Regions from separate parts of the Homo sapiens genome. Here region 2 is linked to region 1. A link is a contact called in ENCODE Hi-C data. All regions are on one chromosome and are shown on one strand. The core of a region is the stretch at or near the end of the contact, and the rest is flanking DNA. Distances in the headings are between cores, read along the strand shown.

Region 1 (3,344 bases), core at 412-2,911:
TTACAAGCGTGAGCCACCACGCCCAGCCGCCTTGTGTCTTCTTAAGAGTCTAAAGGATTCTACACACCGTGGCATATACTCTCACCCTCACCCGCCTTTGTTTTTCTTTTAAATCAAAGGATTTCCCAATTTATCACAGCTGGAAATTTCAGCTATCACATACTAAAGTTAAATGTAAAGAGGCATTAGTGTGTGTTACATGAACTCTACTAGTTTCCTTTTAGAGTGAAAAAACTACAGAATACCTCAGTGAGAGTCTGAAACTTCTCACTTTCAAAACTAAAAAGCTGCCAGAAATTTGTTCAAAGAGTGAATCCATAATCATTAATACAAACGCTCCATTCTTTTCACCATGTGAACTACTACGGCAATAGCCTCCTCGTCGGGTTCCCTGCATTTGCCTCTTTAACTCTTCTTTTTTTCGCTTCCTCTACTCTTCAGCCAGGGATGACATTCCAATCGGAGCCATCTCTCCCTTTTGATTGAGATTCCTTGGAAGATATCCCATTGCTATTAGGAGAAAACCAAAACTCCTTTACAAAGCCTAAAAGGTTCGACACTCCCCCTCATCCCATCTCTCCAGGCTCAGTTCTTCATATTGGAAAAGCTCCCTTCCGCCACAGGGCTTTCTGACAAGTTAGTCTTTTTGTCTGGAATGTCTTTTCCTTTTCTCTTTCCTTAGTTAACTCCTGCTAGCCCTTCAGCTCTCAGCTCGATCCTCACTTGCTCAGAAACCCTTCCTTTCCCTCCCTAAAGAAGCCAAATTCCCTCATTCTCCTATCACCGTGGAACTCTCCTCTGGGGCACTGCCACTGCGGTAATTTCACATCGTTTTGTTCAGCATCTGTCCGTCTCACCAGGCGCAGGTCTACGAAGGCAGAGGCCACCCCAGTGGTCGGCGCTCAACACCCATGAAGAAATGAAAGCGCCTTCTAACGCGTTAGACGATGAAACCAGGGCACACAACCTTGCGTCTAAGAAGTGAACATCCCATGCAAAAGACTTTTCAAAGGGAAGGGCCTGGTTTGAGAATGGCCAGAGACATACAAATGTGAAGCGCATACTGAATCCTTCCATTCATACTCCGGGAGAAAGACGATGGATCTGAAAGAAGCCGCCTGATATAAACAGGGAATTTCAATCACTTCGAGGCCGATTTTCCACAGCGGCTGGGCAGAGAACTGCAAACGTATACAGTGCTAGCACAGAGTCCGGAGGGGAAGAAACGGTGAGGTTTCTGCTTCCTCCTCGCTCAGATGCTCCCTTCCGCCCCACTTGGCCAACCCTTCCTCTCCCTCCTCGCTTAAAGCTAGGGGATGGAAAATTCATACACAATCCGGTTCAGCATCCGGGTCCTCACTCTCCTTTCTTTCTTTCCTCTGCCCCGCCTCCCAGCCTCCCCCGCCCTTCTTCCCATCCGGGTTCCCCCCAGCCGCCGCCACTGCCGCTCACAGTTCAACGATGATATCACGACTTTCACGCCGCCGGTCCGGGAGTAACTGTACCCCGCATCAACTTCCTATTTTATAATGTGGACTTAGGCTCTTCCCGATGCCTACATGAATCCTTCCCACTATTTCACCACAGAACTCTCCGCCCTCCTCAGCCGCCAGCGACACCGCATTAGTTGGTGCAAGAAAATGCGCCATCCCGGTCACACTGCGCAGGCGTCGTTGCCGCCTCCCTACTGCTTTGTTGCCCCGCCCCTTTCACCTCCCCCCCGCCCCCGCACCGGTCCACGCAGGCGCAGGGCATTGCGGGCCTTGCAGTTCTCGCGGACGAGGATTTGCGCGTTGGCCCCAGAGTATGGACTTTATTTCCCAGAAAGCCTTGAGGCGTAACTTTCTGTTTCCATAGAACTGGTGGGAAAATGGCGTCGTTGTTTGTATCCAGGGACCAATAGGAACAGTGTATAGGCGGGTTCTAAAGAACTTTAACCAATCCAAGGTCGTCTAAGAGGCCATCCGGGAAAGAGGTAGGGGAGGGGGGGAAAAAAAATCTAGGGGAGGGGAGAAAGGGGGGGAACCTAGAGTCGGTGGGGGGGAAGCGATGTTTGCCCGTCAGTCGAGTCCGGAGTGAGGAGCTCGGTCGCCGAAGCGGAGGGAGACTCTTGAGCTTCATCTTGCCGCCGCCACGGCCACCGCCTGGACCTTTGCCCGGAGGGAGCTGCAGAGGGTCCATCGCCGCCGTCCTCTGGAGGGCAGCGCGATTGGGGGCCCGGACCTCCAGTCCGGGGGGGATTTTTCGTCGTCCCCCTCCCCCCAACCAGGGAGCCCGAGCGGCCGCCAAACAAAGGTACCAGTCGCCGCCGCGGGAGGAGGAGGAGCCGGAGCCTCTGCCTCAGCAGCCGCTGGACCCGCCGCCCTTCTTCCCCATCTCTCCCCCGGGCCTGCTGGTTTTGGGGGGGAGAAGGAGAGAGGGGACTCTGGACGTGCCAGGGTCAGATCTCGCCTCCGAGGAAGGTAGGGATATTTTCTGGGGCTTTCGTGGTCTCCTAAGGGGGTTCTTTTGGGAGTCGCTGGGCCCGGCCAAGGAGCAGAGGAAGATCGCGGTGGTGGTCCCTGCGGCGCCCGAATTCGGGGCCTCGGCCTCCCGGGAACCCCCACCCCCCGCAGCCGCTGTGTCCGAGCCGCCCCCTGGCTGGGCGGCCGCACACTCAGCGGTTTAGCGGCCGCGGTCGGGGGCCCGGGCAGGGTGGGGGCCGTTCCGCCTCCGGGGCCCTCGGCCCTCACGTTGTCCCCGCGGCGGGGCCAGATGTTGATCTCGCTCCCACTTGTCGGGTCTGAGCCCGGAACGGGACGTGGGCAGGGGCTCTGTGGCGGGCCGGTCCTGCCCGCGGCCCACAGGCCCTCCTGGCCCCTCGGTGGCCCCCGGCCGGCCTCTCGCTCGGACGCGGCGCGTGGGGGCGCGGATTCGCTCGGCCGGGCGCCGAGGCCCTAGGGGAGAGCGGCCGGCCCTGCGCCGGACGCCGGGCTTGTTGTGAGTTTCTTCTCTGACAGAAATGGCGTCATTGTCGTAGACGGGAAACTCCGTCGGGTCTCGACAATGGGGACGGGAAGCTGCCGAGCTGTGTAGGTGGTTGGGTTTGCGGGGATGGCGGGGCCGGAGGGAGCCCCGAGTCGGCGTGTGATGGTTCGGGGGCTGGCGCCTGGTTGCGGCTCTTTCTTCGGGGTTCGGACGTCGCTCGCTTCTTTCCCTCCGCCTCCGCCAGTGCAGAGGGGCTCCTGTGGTGTTGACTGGGTGTCTTTTGTTTCCCCTCCAGGTGCAGCTGAACCTGGTGTTTTAGAGGATACCTTGGTCCCAGAGTCATCATGAAGGTAAGATTGCCTGCGGAAAACGAATCT
Region 2 (3,344 bases), core at 468-2,967, 1.5 Mb before region 1:
CTATTCACAGTATTTTAAGTCTTCAGTGGCATTTTGCTCCTGATAATGACACCTAAATTCAGATGAAAGGGAAATAACTTTACTTGTTTAAATTAAATGGGAAGGGGGAGGCCAGAAATCATGAGTAAAAGATGTTTTCCAAATAAATATGATCTCCCTATGATCATTTATTCAATAAGATATAAATCTCTTATAGGGAGGTTTACATTTATTAATTAAATATTAAATATAAATAAGATGTAACCTCATTACATCTTATTTAATATATTAAATAACATATAAACCTCTCATAGGGAGGTTTATATCTTATTTAATAACAGCAGTGATGTGTTTCTCAGCCACAGTTCCACTAGTTTCAAGAACAATTATATCAGTCCCGTTATCAGAACCCAAGAATCAAGAGAGTCACCGGTTAACCTCTGATAAATTTCCTTGTGCGTTACGAATTTAGTATTCCCCCTCTTCCTGAAGCTAAACATCCCCACTATGTGATAGGATATTTACTGTTTTGTACTTATCACTAATTCTCGTTTCTACATCTCCTCACCCGTTTTTACGGGTGTATTTGTCCTCAAATTATAATCAGGCATGACCTTAGAGATCTAGAGCTCGTTATAAAGCTAACATTACGTTCAGTTCTCGTGCTAAACTAGCTTTTTCTCACTGTTGATCCCAGGGCCACCAACATCAGAATCGCTTGAAATTACTACCTCCCATTTCGGTATCTGGAGGTGGGGTCTGCTCATCTATTTTAACATAGTGAGTCTATGCATATTGCAGTTTTGCAGCAGCGTGCGTAGAAGCAGAAAATAAAAAGTTCCATGTAGTAGTTTTAAATAGTTCTCTGAGTTTCCTCGTCTGTCTCTCCGCGCCTGAACTTTCTTTCGCAGTAGGTGCGCAATACATATTTACGAATAAGCGTCACACCATGCAAAAAAAAAAACTTCCAGAGGGCCCAGCTGGTTTATGCTGCGTGGAACTGGAAAGTTTAGTTACTGTGACGTTAAGAATGTGTTTCGGGGGCGAGGGGAGGACGCTTTTTGCAGGTTTTGATGGCTTGCCTGGGGAGAAAGAGGTGAAGGTCGGACAAAGAGTGGAGCAAAACACGTAGCCCTCCGGGCTCCTGCGCTAAGTTCTAAAGGTGCCGCCCACACGCGGGGAAACACCGCCGGGCGTCTCCCGCCGCAGAAGGGAATCGCCCCAGGGATTAGGAGGCCACAGCACGAGTTAAGAAACACAACCCAACCACGCAGACGGGGTCGCAGCGTTACCGGGTTGCGACAGGTCTTGGAGCGCGGGTGACATGTTGTCGAGTCTCCTCCTTGCGCAGAGGGCGCGGCAGAGAAGACGTGCTCTCCACAGGTGACGACGGCCAAGGGCCACGCCAGCCAGCGCCAGGCGAGCCTGCCACACAAGGCCCGGGTCTTTTGACGCCTCCCGTTGGCTCGCGTCGCGGGGGGACTGCGGACCCCGAAAGCCCGCAGCGCCCTAGGGCCTCTCTCGGGGCTGGGCGCGGCAACTGCTGGAGCACGTGCTTTCTTCCCGGGTACCCGGCCAGTCCTTGGTGTCGGCCTAGCAGCCAGACACGCGCGGCCAGAGGCGGAGTCGCGGGACGGCACGGAAAAGGACCCAAGAGAAAACCGGCAGAGGAGGACGACGTGACATCCGGCTCTGAGCCCCGCAGACATTTAGAACCTTTCAGAGCGCGGTTAGTTCTGCGCTCAATCTATCCTCGGCGTGGGAGGTCCCGCCCCTTCCGGCCTGTGATTGGTCTGCCCGAGCTCCTCGCAGCCGCATTGGCTGTCAATATCAACCAATCACCTGCTGTTTAGCCCCGGGGCTCTCTGGGAGATGTAGTCCCGCTCCCCAGTTTCCCGCGGGAGCTTTTCGCGTCTCTGTGTGCCCAGGATCCGGAAGTGTAAGCCTAAGTGGCCCCTCTAAGGAAAAGTCACAGCGCCAAGTTCGTGCTGATCTCGACACGCTGTGTGGTGTCGAGCCTGAAATTTTAGTTCCGTTTTGCTGTTGACTTGCGCTGGGCAAGACAGTTAACCTCTCAGTCTCCACACTCTACAAACAAGAATGATAGGATGGTAGTAATTAGAATTTTTTAGGGTTGTAGTAGGCGTTAAATGAGATCGTTTGACCGCGCTATGAAAACTCTGAATTACCATATGGGGGTGTTAATTGTAACTTATTGACAGTAAACATATATTGAGCACCTACTATGTGTCAGGCATTGGGGCACACACTTGGAATGCAAAATCAGACAAGCTACATCGCACCCTCACGTCCTTGGAGGAGGAACTCACAACCTAGTTAGATTAATAATTGAACAGGGAAAAAAGAACCACATACATTTTAAAAGAGCTAGAGTATTCAAAGGGGCCAGGGAAAGGTTTCAAAGAAGAATCTGGGTCCTGAAGGAAGAGTGGTACCAGGTAAGGTTGTTCCAGTCAGGAGAAGCTCCCTGTGTACAACACAGCACTTTAGGGAATTCTAAAATAAAGGGCAGCTCTGTAAGGCCGAGCATGGTAGATGTGAGAAAAAGCAAATTCATCTAGAAAAATCTCTGTAAGGCTGAGCATGGTAGATGTAAGGAAAAGCAAATGCATCCAGAAAAATAAAAACTATAACCAAATTATGACATTTACTAAGCTTTAAAAAAGGCACAAATTTGCATGCCATTCTCATTTTATTGTATGTAATTATACCTCAATTTTGAAGATTTGAAAAATTATTATAATGCGTATCACATTCTTACCAAGACCATCTTACCAAAGATGGTCTTACTTGGAAGGTGGGGGGAATGGAGTAGGTGAGAGAGAATGCAACAAAGAAGGGAGGGAGGAATGAGATGGCCCTAAATAGCCAAAAATCTTAAGATTATAAGGGCTAGGGTGAGAGTAGGTGAGGGATAAACGACTACACATTGGGTGCAGTGTCCACTGCCTAGGTGATGGGTGCACCAAACTCTCAAATCACCACTAAAGAACTTATTCATGTAACCAAACACCACCTGCTCCCCAAAAACCTATTGAAATAAATAAGTTAAAAAAAAAGAAGAAGAAAAGGAGGAAAGAAAAAAAAGCAAGGTCTTCTATGCTGAACTTATTAAATTATTTATCCAGGCTTGATAAATCATGATGGTTTTCTCATATTTATTATTATGTTTATTCATTTCTCAACTCCTGAGTTTTTATCTGCAAAAAAAGAAGTAGTGAAATTTAACTGTGTAAAGATGCACCTGTCTAAAAAAAAAAAAAAAAGATTATAAGGGCTAGTTGTTTGTTTGTTTGAGACGGAGTCTCACTCTGTCGCACAGTCTGGAGCGCACTGGCACGATC

Evidence for each region. Hi-C counts contacts between places; a loop is a spot of excess contacts on that map. Pooled maps may share reads with other maps.
Region 2: a map of B cell shows a loop between it and region 1 (12-fold over the local background). The contact joins the promoter of MTR here to the promoter of GGPS1 in region 1. A Hi-C loop is called at or near these places in 3 of 168 maps with a recorded cell type or tissue (B cell and naive thymus-derived CD4-positive, alpha-beta T cell), 1 of 37 single-sample maps with no recorded cell type and 13 of 50 pooled maps.

The regions. Positions count from the first base shown.
Region 1 is chr1:235,326,887-235,330,230 of GRCh38, reverse strand. It overlaps GGPS1 (geranylgeranyl diphosphate synthase 1), which reads right to left and starts at 1,661. Exons shown (of 4, transcript NM_004837.4): 1 at 1,453-1,661. ARID4B (AT-rich interaction domain 4B) reads left to right here and starts at 2,052. Exons shown (of 24, transcript NM_016374.6): 1 at 2,052-2,462; 2 at 3,263-3,317. The coding sequence starts at 3,312. RefSeq lists enhancers at 862-1,011, 1,512-1,601, 1,842-1,901, 2,638-3,163, 3,182-3,344 and silencers at 2,382-2,431, 2,602-2,831, 2,842-2,931.
Region 2 is chr1:236,793,665-236,797,008 of GRCh38, reverse strand. MTR (5-methyltetrahydrofolate-homocysteine methyltransferase) reads right to left here and starts at 1,717. Exons shown (of 33, transcript NM_000254.3): 1 at 1,272-1,717. The coding sequence starts at 1,305. RefSeq lists enhancers at 1,112-1,301, 1,402-1,691.